2 separate regions of the Homo sapiens genome follow, and region 2 is linked to region 1. The links are chromatin contacts, found by Hi-C or POLR2A ChIA-PET in ENCODE. All regions are on one chromosome and are shown on one strand. Each heading gives the region's core, a stretch centred on a gene start or an enhancer-like site at or near the end of the contact. The rest is flanking DNA. Distances are from core to core; before and after follow the strand shown. Region 1 overlaps ATP8B1 (ATPase phospholipid transporting 8B1). Region 2 overlaps ATP8B1 (ATPase phospholipid transporting 8B1).

Region 1 (3,897 bases), core at 651-3,150:
AGGTTATAAAAAACCATGACTTCTTGTTGCCAGCCAACTCTTTCCCCTTCCTTGCTTTGGTGAAGCAGCTGCCCTATGGAGAGGCTCACATGGCAAGATGTGAAGTTAGCATTGACCAACAGCCAGCAGGGACTGGAGCCCTCAGTCCAATAGTCCTTAAGGAATGCAGTGAATTTTGCAATCACTACATGAACTTGAAAGCAGATCCTTCCTCAGTCCTGCCTTCAGATGAGACATCAGCTGGGCTGGCACCTTAATTGTAGCCTTGTGAGAAATCCTAATACGGAGAACCCAGTTAAGCTGTGCTCAGACACTTGATTCATGGAAACTGTGAGATAATAAATGCGTGTTGGTTTAAGCTGTTAAGTTTTGGAGTAGCTTGTTACACAGCAATCGACAACCAATACACATACCATTAGTCACAAGCAGTAATTCTAGGGTCAGGCACTCAATGTAGCCACTATTATTTCCAAGTTATTCCAAAGAGCCCCCATCTAAAAGGTAGCAGAAATCTTCTCTATTTTCCTAGTTAGTCCAGACACATGCCACACCCTGTTTGGAGTCTGCCCAGTATTCTTTTATTTACTTATTTGAGACAGAGTCTCACTCTGTCACCCAGGCTGGAGTCCAGTGGTGTGATCTCAGCTCACTGCAACCTCTGCCTCCCAGGTTCAAATGATTCTCCTGCCTCAGCCTTTCCAGTAGCTGGGACTACAAGTGCATGCCACCACACCTGGCTAATTTTTGTATTTTTAGTAGAGACAGGGTTTTACCTTGTTGGCCAGGCTGGTCTTGAACTCCTAACCTCAAGTGATCCACCCACCTCGGCCTCCCAAAGTGCTGGGATTATAGGCATGAGCCACCACGCCTGGCCAATGCTCAGTATTCTTGAAAGTAAAATGACAAACTTGATGACAGTTGTAATTAGATAAAGAATCTCATGAAGCAATAGTAATAAAATGTATCTAAGATCTGCATTAAATTTAAACTTTATACTGTTATAGAAACAGCGTAATTACAGTTCCCAGCAGGAACAGGATTACATTTTTTATTTCCTCCCAAGGCAGGACCTAAAAAATCTAGAAGCCTGGGATAAATAACATAAAACTAAGGTATCAACAGTATCACTGTGGTGGGGACAATTCAGCCAGGATCTTTACATATGATAGAAAAGGCTTCTCTGAGTCCACAGCTTCACCCCCTATTCCTCAGAAAATCCGCCCCAGAGCCCTTTCTCACAAAGGAAGATTGGCTGCCTGGGTGTGGTGGCTCACACCTGTAATCCCAGCACTTTGGGAAGCTGAGGCAGGAGGATCATTTGAGGCCAGGAGTTCAAGACGAGTCTGGGCAATATGGCAAGACCCCATCTCTACAAATAATAATTTAAAGAATTAGCTGGGCACCTGTAGTCCCAGCTACTTGGGAGGCTGAGGCAGAAGGATCGCTTGAGCCCAGGAGCTCAAGGCTGCAGTGAGTTAGGATCTTGCCACTTAACTTCAGGCTAGGTGACAGAGCAAGACCCCATCTCTATAAAAAAAAAAAAAACAAAACAGACTGGTTCTTGTTTCATTCTGTACAACTTCAATGCGGTCATTAGAAAAGGTACAGGGGAAATCTCAAAACCTTGACATTTCAGAGATGAGCAGCTTTTTCATTCCCCTGGCTAAGGTTCAAAGGATTTCTTAGTCCAGCATTGCCATGGGCTCACAGCATTTCCTAGTAATATTATATTTCTTCTTATCCATAAAAGGCAGCCCCTTCCAGGACAAAGGATTTTTCATACAGATTGTCTCATGCAATTGTCATGGAATTATGCTGAGGCATGTCGCCAGGCAATGTCATTACCTTCTTACTAATGAAAAAACTGAGGTGGTTTCAAAGCTTGCCCAGGGTGATTTAGCTCCTAGCTATTCAGGCCCTTTCCACACATATCCCAGCTCTGTGCTCTCTGTGGTACAGTGAACGCATCGTAGATTCAGATTGGAATTCAAGCTCTGCCCAGGAAGCATCAGAGCCTGCTCTCCACTCCCAACATCACCTACTTCCCTCCCTTCCCCACACCTACTAACAACATCATTAGTCACAAGAAAACCCTAAGCAAAGGAAGAATTTGACAAGCAAAAAATATCAAACTTTGAGGTCTACAGGCAGATCTATCCTACACCAGTGAATTCTAAAATGTAAAATGCTTCCCAATGTATGCCGCTGAAGAGTGAAGTGAGAGCAATCATTATTTCCTAGACGGTTTTTGAGCTGGGCAACCTGGGAGTCACAGAGGTGAGCAAGAACTTGGGGTGGGTGGGAGAGAGATATTAAGGAACTAAAAAAACCTCAGAGGCAGGAAAATGCAATGGAAAGGCCCAGCACCGGCGCAGGTGGGAGATCTGGGGGAAAGAGCAGAGCTGGGGAAAGGTAGTTTTGGAGTCACCTCCAAAAGTAAGGCAGCTCATGCAGCCTTGAGAAGGCTTTATTCCAGGGAGTTAGAGGGCCCATGGAAGGTGTCTGCAAAGGAAAGAAATCTGATCTGCACAGCACTCATCTGACAGGGGGAAGGGTGACTGGGAAGGTGAGAGCCTGGGAGGGAGACTGTTCAAAAGTCACCCTGGAAACAGCATCTCCTTGTCACAGTTTCTTCACCTGGAACACCAAGTGGTTCTACCTTATTACCTCCACCATCACACTCAGCAACAACACTCAGTGCATGAATCTAGCCACAGCAAGAAGAAATACAGGCCTGGGCCGAACGCGGTGGCTCACACCTGTAATCCTAACATTTTGAGAGGCCAAGGTGGGCTGACTGCCTGAGGTCCGGAGTTTGAGACCAGCCTGGCCAAGACAGTGAAACCCCATCTCTACTAAAAATACAAAAATTAGCCAGGCATGGTGGTGTGTGCCTGTAGTCCCAGCTACTTGGGAGGCTGAGGCAGGAGAATCGCTTGAACCCGGGAGGTAGAGGTTGCAGTGAGCCAAGATGGCACCACTCCAGCCTGGGTGACAGAGTGAGACTGTCTCAAAAAAAAAAAAAAAAAAGAAAGAAATACAGGCCTGAACTAGGGTGGTGGCAGCCAGAAAAATGTGCTTAAAATGAAGGCAGGGTGGGGCTGCCATTCTTTTGTCTAGAAAATGAAGGAAAAAAAAAGTAAATAAAAGACTGGGGCTGGTTCCCATAGGATAAGAATGCTGTCATTTCCCCAGATGTTTATTTTGGAGACTCGGCCTCAATCCACAATGTACTTTTATAGTAAATAATGAAAGTTACCAGGAGAAAACCCTGGTTATTTTTACGTTCAAGCGTCATCCTTAGTTGTTAGGGACAATGGCCTCATTTTTACCCCATTACTATTGACTCTATAATTAGGCTTTAAAGTTATATTCATGTTTAAATAATACAAAGTCATAGGAGCTTTATAATTGACAGCTACCTGGAAGCAAACCCTTCAGGGTAAAATAAGTCTGTCAAGCTGAATTAATTTTAATGTTAGAAGAGTCACCAAGCTATTAATACAAAGACTGCACTCCCGAAAGACATACAAAACATCATAGCTTTCTGGAACAAAATATAAACTTTGAAACTTTTGATCTACAGAGAGACAACTTATATTCCCCATCCAGACTCACTAGGAATGGCTTATTTGAATGAAAAGGCAGTAGAAGAGGCAGATAAGTAAATAGAAATAATAAACACATAAAATGATACAATAAAAGATTACTCTTACTAGCAATCAAAGAATGACAAGTTGATGAAAACATAGACACCATTTTATGCCTATTCAGTTGACACTATTCAATGTTTTCAATGTCAGCAGTGGAGATGAATGAATCCTCACCCACCTTGCTGCTGGCCTTGAAATTAGTATATGTATTACTGATGGCCACGCTTTATGTACCCAAAACACT
Region 2 (3,907 bases), core at 739-3,238, 42 kb after region 1:
CAGATTTACTGTCTAAATGATACCTGGCTCAGATTAATTCTAGTTTGTCTCTTTTTTTTTTTTTTTTTTTTTTTTTTTGAGACAGAGTCTCACTCTTGTTGCCTAGGCTAAAGTGCAATGGTGCAATCCTGGCTCACTGCAAACTCGCCTCCTGGGTTCAAGCAATTCTCGTGGCTCAACCTCCCGAGTAGCTGGGATTACAGGCACCCACCACCATGCCCAGCTAATTTTTTTATTTTTAGTAGCGACAGGGTTTCACCATGTTGGTCTGGCTGGTCTCAAACTCCTGAGCTCAAGTGATCTGCCTGCCTCAGCCTCCCAAAGTGCTGGGATTACAGGCGTGAGCCACGGTGCCCGGCCTAGTTTGTCTTTTCTAAAGATGCACTGGCTGAAGGGAGGCGGGGACGTTCCTAGAAGTATGATGGGTGACAGAGAACACACTATTCAGGTTAAGAATGCTCTACAGAGAGACTATAAAGTAGAAACTGTAAAGATTACAGGGGAAAGAGGGCATCTGATGGAACGCAGGCATGGATAAGATAATATTTATATATCTTTATGTTTAACAAAAGTTCTAACATGCTTACTGTGGTCCTTTGAAACTGATGACAGGCACACAACAGGGTGGACACATATGGTTTAACAAACAAGTCTTTTTTATGTATTTATTTCCTTTAATAATATAGAAAGACTGTGGGGAATAAGAACTTTAAAAATATCGAATATGCCTGGTAGATGCTGCCTTAAGTGAAGCAAGACTCCTGATATTCACAAGAAGAGACAATATAAAAGGAAATTGAAGACCGGGCATAGTGGCTCATACCTGCAATCCCAGCAATTTGGGAGGCCAAGGCAGGTGGATCACTTGAGGTCAGGAGTTCAAAACCAGCCTGGCCAACATAGTGAAACCCTATCTCCACTAAAAATACAAAAATTAGCCAGGCATGGTGGCACGCGCTTGTAATCCCAGCTACTCAGGTGGCTGAGGCAGGAAAATTGCTTGAACTGGGAGGCAGAGGTTGCAGTGAGCTGAGATCGCGCCACTGAACTCCAGCCTGGGTGGCAGAGTGAGACCCCGTCTTAAAAAAAAAATAAAAATAATAAAGGAAATTAAGCATTGAAGAAAACACAGAAGCCGTCTCCTCTACCATACATCGAAGGGCGCATGGTGACAGAGCTGTTGTCATTTCAACAGTATTTCTGGGCTTCCCCTGTTCTCTACATCCTTGCTACTTGAAAAAGAAAGAGTGAGCAGAGGACATAACTCAGGAGGGACTCCTACTTTAATTTTTACTGGGGTGGGCAGAGACTACGCTGAAGAAATGACATTTGGGCCAAAAGGCAAAAGATAAGGAGCCTTTCAGAGGAAGAGCTTTTCAAGCGAGAAAGCAGCAAATCTGAAGTTCCTGGGACAGGAAGGGACTCGTCATGCTTCAGAAACTGAAGGAGAAAAAGAATGGAATTTGCAGGGGGAAGCCGGGGTCAGGGCGGGCTGGGCATAGAGAGCTGTGGAGAGAAGGTAGCTGTTGTTAAAACCACAGCATGAGCTACTGCAAGGGTTGGCAGGATCTGAGTGGGTGCTCTGGTTTGGAAGGGGCAGGGTAGAAGTGTAGCCCTCATGTAAGAAGGCTACTGGAATGGTCCAGGAGAGGGAGGATGACAGCTTGAACCTCGCGGATGGCAGCGGAGATAGAGGTTATCAGGTGGAGTCAAGGTCTTCCAGAGGTAGAAGCAACAGGCCTTGGAGACGGATTGGAAATGAAAGCAGGGTGCAGTCTGGAAGAGAAAGGGGTCAGAGATCAAGTCCAGGCTTAAGCCAGAAGGCTTAAGCACCAGCTAGAGGGGTATCATCTTCTCAACTGATGTCAGAGTTCAATGCTCGAGGTGCTGTGTTTAGGGGCATGCAGGAGAGTATTATGAAACGTGCAGGAGAGTATTATGAAACGTGCCTATGACTAAGTCCTGCGAAACCGTAGCATTTTAAGAGGACTCCTACCCGTGGTTTAGGGTAGAATTCCTCAGCCTCAACCCTAGTGACGTTTTGGGTAAGATACTTCTTTGTTGTAGAGGCTGAGCTGCATATTGTAGGATATTTAGAAGTATCCCTGGCCTTGACCACTGGACGCTTGTAGCATCCTGAATTGTGACAACTTAAAATGTTCCCCAGGGAGCAAAAGTCACATCTGGTTGACTAAGTTAAGTATACTTTTACAAAGTCTTTAATAAACTGGTGCCGGTCTTCTGTCTCAAAAAGTTCACGGGCAGGCCAGAGTAAGAGCTTCACAAATCATTTCAATTTTCTCATGTTCCGGCTTTGTTGACAAGCACCTAAAATTGACTTTAAAAAACCAGACCTAGTATTAAGGTGGATGCTGCCTCATCGAATTAGAAAACAATTGGAGTTATACTAACCCCAAAATACACAAGATCTTGAAAAATCTTTATCCTTTGTCTTTTGACAACAACATAAACCCAAAATAGAGCAGTGAGTGGATATAGGTGTTAGCTGGATTTTCCCCTGTATGTAAATATTTCATAGCTCAGAGTTATGGGATGGTGTTTATTTCAAATAACATTTGTAAAAATATCTCTAACCCAAACCAAAATGCCATAAGAGTCCTTTTTTTCCTAAGTAGATGCTTAAAACAAATTCCCGATATTTTTGTTGCATTTCCAAAGTATGGCAGTAAGTATCAAAAGTTAGTGCAAAAATCTTTAAATATCTATTTTTGTTGTTGTTGTTGTTTTGTCTCGTTCTGTTTTGTTTTTTTGAGACGGAGTCTCGCTCTGTTGCCCAGGCTGGAGTGCAGTGGTGCAATCTCAGCTCTCTGCAAGCTCCACCTCCAGGGTTCAAGTGACTCTCCTGCCTCAGCCTCCTGAGTAGCTGGGATTACAGGCGCGTGCCACCATGCCCAGCTAATTTTTGTATTTTTAGTAGAGATGGGGTTTCACCATGTTGGCCAGTCTGGTCTCAAACTCCTCACCTCAAGTGATCCACATGCCTCAGCCTCCCAAAGTGTTGGGATTACAGGCATGAGCCACCGTACCTGGCCGTAAGTATCTATTTGTGTTTGTGACTATTATACTAAGTTATGAAGTCCAAGAAAGAACTTGGTTATTCTCCTCTGGCAGCTTAGTGAAGGAGTAAAAGCCATAAAATTCACTTAATTAGGCCACGGTGGATTCTTTTCATTGTAGAGTCACTATAAAAACAGCCAACAATTATTGGTTCGATGTTGTTCAATGGCCTTCTCTCTCATAAAACATGTGTCTAATAACGGCAGCTAATGCTAGTACCTATCAGTGTGGAAAGGCATGTTTCTGACTTTACTATTTAATGTGTAATTATAGAACAGGTGCTACAATTTAAGAACTGCGCTGGGGGCTGAGCTACAACATGAGTCTTGCCAAGGTGCTATTCTCACCAAGGTGGCCACTAGTGTAAACACAGACAAATAGACCAGCAATGACAATATAGCTCAGGGATGCCACACCCCTAGGCCCACATCTGTCCTGCTTCTCACCTGCTCAAGGTGACAGGACTAAGGAATCCTAACACACCTTTGCTGCCGTGGCTGGACATCACTTCAGAATCCAGCTCGTCAAAAGCCTCTCAGCCAGGGATTCTCAATCTGGAGCAGGCATCAGAATCACCTGGAAGTTTTATTAGGACACTGATTGCTGGGTCTTAACCCCAGAGCTTCTGAGTCAGTGACTCTAGAGTGCAGCCCCCAGTCATGCTGATGTTGCTGGTCCAGGGACCATACTTTGAAAACCAGTGTCTAGGCAACCACCACTGATCAAGCCACATCTGATATAAAAGCTAGCTACCATCTCCGAGATGGTACCACCTATGCTAAGATGAGAATGTACAGGGAACCACTAGAACAAAGGAAGAGTCCCTCAC

The links. A loop is a pair of places that touch in the nucleus more often than their neighbours do. ChIA-PET counts read pairs that join two places held with the same protein, here RNA polymerase II (POLR2A). Pooled maps may share reads with other maps.
Region 2: a map of endothelial cell of umbilical vein shows a loop between it and region 1 (4-fold over the local background). The contact joins two enhancer-like sites. A Hi-C loop is called at or near these places in 11 of 168 maps with a recorded cell type or tissue (MCF 10A, PC-3, aorta and 6 more), 9 of 37 single-sample maps with no recorded cell type and 11 of 50 pooled maps. POLR2A ChIA-PET finds 5 or more read pairs at or near these places in 11 of 52 experiments (A549, AG04449, AG04450 and 8 more).

The regions. Positions count from the first base shown.
Region 1 is chr18:57,741,296-57,745,192 of GRCh38, forward strand. All of the region lies in intron 1 of ATP8B1 (ATPase phospholipid transporting 8B1), which reads right to left. Among named protein-coding and RNA genes, the nearest start is that of ATP8B1, 60 kb to the right of the region's middle. Within about 2 kb of position 1,901, at least 7 of the 41 ENCODE cell types and tissues checked have a DNase peak (open chromatin) inside an H3K27ac peak, as active enhancers do; they include ascending aorta and endothelial cell of umbilical vein, where a contact is called at or near this core.
Region 2 is chr18:57,782,753-57,786,659 of GRCh38, forward strand. The region is part of intron 1 of ATP8B1 (ATPase phospholipid transporting 8B1); the gene reads right to left. It overlaps LOC124904310 (a long non-coding RNA gene), which reads left to right. Exons shown (of 2, transcript XR_007066388.1): 2 at 1-3,907. Among named protein-coding and RNA genes, the nearest start is that of ATP8B1, 19 kb to the right of the region's middle. Within about 2 kb of position 1,989, at least 8 of the 41 ENCODE cell types and tissues checked have a DNase peak (open chromatin) inside an H3K27ac peak, as active enhancers do; they include ascending aorta and endothelial cell of umbilical vein, where a contact is called at or near this core.